2 separate regions of the Mus musculus genome follow, and region 2 is linked to region 1. The links are chromatin loops, found by intact Hi-C in ENCODE. Cell type or tissue: left cerebral cortex. All regions are shown on one strand.

What was found. Peaks named below come from ENCODE experiments on the same cell type or tissue, not always from the same donor. Only the 100,000 strongest peaks of a DNase experiment are listed, where the experiment ranks them.
Region 2: it touches region 1 in a loop (2.6-fold over the local background); 1 of 42 quality-filtered maps calls a loop at or near these places.

The regions. Positions count from the first base shown.
Region 1 is chr3:68,674,222-68,676,721 of GRCm38, forward strand. No RefSeq gene overlaps it. Among named protein-coding and RNA genes, the nearest start is that of Il12a, 16 kb to the right of the region's middle. In left cerebral cortex, no CTCF peak of the experiment used is centred here; DNase peaks (open chromatin) are centred at 1,137, 1,394 and 2,349; H3K27ac peaks cover 1,928 bases.
Region 2 is chr3:68,573,145-68,575,644 of GRCm38, forward strand. The region is part of intron 5 of Iqschfp (Iqcj and Schip1 fusion protein); the gene reads left to right. The region is part of intron 2 of Schip1 (schwannomin interacting protein 1); the gene reads left to right. Among named protein-coding and RNA genes, the nearest start is that of Gm22073, 27 kb to the left of the region's middle. In left cerebral cortex, no CTCF peak of the experiment used is centred here; DNase peaks (open chromatin) are centred at 283, 607, 1,063, 1,680 and 1 more place; H3K4me3 peaks cover 2,500 bases; H3K27ac peaks cover 2,500 bases.

The sequences.
Region 1 (2,500 bases):
TTGCCTTTAATTCTAGCACATGAAGAAGAGACAGGTGTGCCATCATAAGAGTCTGAGGTCAGTCTGATTTACATAGCAAGTTCTGAGCCAACCAGAATTACATAATACAACTTTGTTTAAAAGAAAAATATCTATCTTGGTGCTTTTTAAATATATATATATATATATATATATATATATATATATATATACACACACAAACACACACACACATATATATACACATATACATGCACATACATACACACACATACATACATACACACACACACACACACACACACACACACACACATACTTGGTAGAGTGTTTGCCTTGCCCATATGAGTATGACACCTGTTTATAATCTGGACCCTATAATATTTCTTAAAATGGTTTAGTTTTTTTGAAGACACAAGCAATAACAGGCTCATTATAGAAGAACAAATAATTTTTTTAAAGAAAGGAACACACTACACACACACATACACACTTGCACACATGAAACTCAAAATCACCCTCATCCCTTCCTCAAAAACACAGAACATGGCTATGTGTGTATGACCCCAAAAGTCTGGGTTTCCCCAAGAAAGACAAGCTATACTTCTGAGGATGGAAGTGTCCCGAGCACCATATAAGAATGACCCCTGCAGGTTAGTTTTCAGGAAGCAGGTAGTTTATTAATCAAGGCCTTGCAGAGCAAGAGAAAGGACTCTGGTGGGAGTTGAGGGCCCCAGATCTCTTCTGGCTCTTGACATAAATCATTAACTTGACTTTAGCAGGTCACCTCTCCACTCTGGGTCATATTACGTTACTACCTCCATTGAACAAAGGGTTTGGAAATGAAGCCCTTTAAGGTTCCTTCCAATAAGGAAAACACATACCTTTGTGATTACTTTTAGAGTGCAACTTAGAGAATCAGTCTCAGAAAATATCTATAGACACAGCCTCTGTGGTTGAAGCTGTTTGTAACCATCAGAGAAAATGGCTCAAAATGGCCAGCACTTCTCCAGACCTGCTGCATCTATGCACAGCCCTGTTGGCAGTTTTCACAGTATATTTTTAAACAGCAGCTATTATATGGACGTCATTTCTTCATTTCTGCTTCCCAAGTTCCTCTGACACCTCTATTTCCGTTCCTGAATGCTACGGGAATAGCTTGCCTCACTTCACATGTCGGTGTGGATTAGCACAGAGGCAGAGGACGCTCATCTGAACTGGCAGAGATTAAATAATTGAGACAGACCATAAAAGCTTTTTATGCTAGTGTTCTTACATATCATCTAGGGACAACCCACTTCTGTTTAATGCCTTCCTGACCCATTTTGGGGTTCACAGAGACATGCTGGGACACTGTTCACAAGGTGTTTGTACCGACTCCTTGGCAAGCAAATGGAATATCCTTGAAAGGTGGAAGTCGCACATCCATATCGGTAAAATTCAGACTCTGGGGCTCTGTGTCTGATGTAGGAGCCGCAGTGGATGCTGGGAAATAAGCCGGCTTCTCTGTAAGAGCAGCCAGTGCTCTTAACTGCTGCACCATCTCGCCAGCCTCTTACCTCGGTGTTGCTGTTTTGCTTTTTAGTTGTTGATGTTTTTTTGTTGTTTTTGTTGTTGGTTTGGTTTGGTTTGGTTTGGTTTGGTTTGGTTTGGTTTGGTTTTTGGTTTTTCGAGACAGTGTTTCTCTGTGTCCTGGATTTCTTAAGCTTTCTTTTATTTCTTTGGTATGAGCTATGTAGAGTGTACCTTCATGCCTTCTTATTGTATCCTGGGGGTAGTAAGTAACCTTTAGGTACCTTTGCCCCCTGTAATGCCTCCCTTTCTACCCGGACTATACTTAGACCAGCTTTGGTGAATGAATCAAGTCACAAACTCTTTGGCCTTTTGTTTGCTTTTTAAATTTTGTTGTTTCCTTAGGCCAGCTATCCTTGAACTCAAAATCCTCCTCTCTCAGCCTTCACACTGGGACTCCTGGCATGAGCTAGGGTGTCCAGCTGTCCTTGGCCATTTCAAAAGTAAACAAGGTAGAAACAAATACAGAAAAGACTTAGCAGTCCCGAGTGACCTGATGCTCACCCTCTGTCTCCCCACCGCCCTGCTCCCCTCCCCCCACCCCAGTGCATTTCATTTTGGTTGGCTGATATTCTCCGAGTAAGTTGCAAATCGCCATATTTGCACAAGTCTACACTGACTTATGTTGTTAATTTGAGGGGTGCCAGTTATGGTGAGCAAATCCAAGGTTTTTAATGTGTGCTAAATCAGTGCCCGATCTCTCAGATACGCCCTTAACCCTCTAAAGAAGGCAGCCTTGTGCACACGTGCCAAGCAGTTATCTTTATAAATAGTTCATCAAGCAATTCCCGCTTATAAAATCTGTCTTTTTTTGCTATGCCCACCCAGAGCTTGTTCAGAACTCAAAGCAGGGAGTCTGTGCCTCTGTACGCATGTGATCAGATATAATTCAAATAATGCAAAAATAGTTAAGGAAGAAAGGGGAGCAAATTTAAAATAAATATTTGCA
Region 2 (2,500 bases), 100 kb before region 1:
TACCAGTGTGGATTACAAACTTCACATAGAAAAAATATTCAGTAACACATGTTCATCTTTTAATGTGCTAATTTGCTATCTGGGGTTAGGAATTCACCACTTCAGACAATTTCCAAAGCTCCTTTCCCGAGTGAGTGTTTCATAACTCCTTCCTACCACTTGGGCTGTAGAGGCAACACTGTAAACAGCAAGAATGTTCTCAGAGAAACTGCTCTATGCAGTGGCTGGCCTGGCTGGTGGACATCCTGGGTGGCTGGCATTGAGATATTTACTCACCTGATGGAGTTTCTCAGAGACCAGCTCTCTAGCTTAACAAAGCCTCTTCCTGGTGAGAGGTGGGTTACCTGAGCCAAGCAGGTGTTTCTCTGAGGGTCACATTTCAGTGTGAATGTCTGCAGGCGGAAAGTGGTGCATTTCACAAGACTCCAGGAAGGCAGCTGTTGCTAGCTAGCTAAGTGAAGCGTGCCTATGAAATATGTCTGGGTACTATTTTTGTGCTTAATAATCAGAATTTTATAATCATAGGCCTGCTTTGTGGCATTTTCATTTGACGAGACATTTGGCTCCACATATAGATCCTTAGGTATCAGGATTTGTGTTTCACGGGCGTTCTTTCCATGAGAAAGTGAGAGAACTGAGAAAAGGCACGCGTGTAGGGTGGGGTACATCCGGCATCCATGGACAGCCTCATGTGTAGATGGCTCAATAGGGCTGTAGGAGATTAAATTAGTGTCATAATTAAAACAGTCTTCCGTCTTTCTTTTCAGAGAAGCTTTGTAATTTATGTCAAAGGGGAGGTTACTAGAGAGAGGTACACTCCCTGTGGGTTTTTTTTTTTTTCACTAGGCCAAGCACAAAGTCATTGTTTTTGGAAGGTGAAAAATTGGTCATTATCAGCAGTTTCATCTGGAGAGGGAGGGGCCACGTTAGCCAAATGTTTCTTCCAAAGGAAGACAGATGTGACTTGTCAGGAACTGAGTATTTAACAGTGGCACTGTATGTTTAACAGTTTTGAAGGCTTTATTGCTTCTTTCTGCAGTAAAATCATGCGTGTTGGGGTTGTGATGATAGTTAATAGACGGTGTATCACCAATGGGGGCACGTGTGTGGACTCTTCTGAAATGCTTCCCTTCAGGGCTAGCTAACAAAAACAGAAATGTTAGCCCTGATGCCAAGTCTTAATCCTGCTTAGAAACCTTAGTTTTAGAACCCATCTGGCGTCACATACGATTGGGTTTAGAAAAAAATGATTTCTCTAAATCCTTAGCTTGATGCAGTCCCAAGTCACTGGTGTTATCAACATTTTTTTTCCTCAGAAACTTGCCCCCCCCCCCCCCGCCGCCGCTTTTTTTTTTTTTTTTTTTTGGCCTGGGACCTATTTGTATGTTAAAATGGCAGTGTAGAGCAGTTGTGGCATATTGCTTAGGCTAGTAGGGCTTTTTGTTTTGTTTTATTTTTTTGAACCAGAATTTCACTCTGTATACAAGACAGGCTTGGAGCTCACAAATGTCATCCGGCCTGTGCCTCCCCAGTGCTGAATGCCCATGTCGCCAATCCCAGCAGGTGAGCGCTCCTAAGGGGTTAACAGAGGTTCGTTGGCAGGTTGATTATTTTCTCGCATCCGTGATGTCTAGTGGGATTTCTGGAGGGCCTTCTAATGGAGCAGCTATGAGTGGGGGCTCAGACTCCAGGCTCCTGAATGCTGTGTGCATATCTTGGCGCACACATATAGATGCTGCCAGTGCTATATCATCAGATGGCAACAGGGTTCTTCTAAACGACTTACTGGTCTCTGTCCTTGTCTCTCATCACTCACAGTTTGTTTCCAACATGGTATCCAGAATAAGCTGTTAAAATCAAGGTCTTATCATGTGCCACATCCCCAAATATCTTGAAAGTTTATCATCCCGCTTAGAAGAGGAACCTTGTTATTCACAGGACCTGGGCTTTATACCAGTGTCTCCCACCTCTCCATCCCCTCACCTCCATTTCCTCCTGGGGTCCAGCTCTGCTTGCCTTTACTCGTCCGTTCAGTCCCTCTGGTCCACCTGGTACACTCCCCTCCCCAACCCCACCCCCAGAGGCTTGTCACATTTACCATTGGGTGCATACTTGTGCTAAAACATTGTTAGCCCTTCATCTGGAATTCACAGTGCACTGAGCAACCCTACCCTACACCTTGTTCTTTCTTCAGGCCTTTTCTGGGGGTGCCGCCTCTTTAGACAAGCCTCAAGTTTTCCTACTTTTCATTATAGTTCCCAAATTTGTCTTTATAGTAAGCATTTGCCACCACCAATGAGTACCAATTTTACTTCACTGTCTGTGTTTGGTTTCCATTGCTGTATGAGAATGGCTTCTTTTCTAAGGTCTCCAGTACCGTGCATGGGCAGACATGTCTGACCAAGTAAAAAGGCATTGTGAATACTCTCCTCCTTCCCTCTTCGGACTTGCCTTTCTGTGAGGGATGCGGGTTGCCCTCTTTCCCCTTACGTCCATTTTC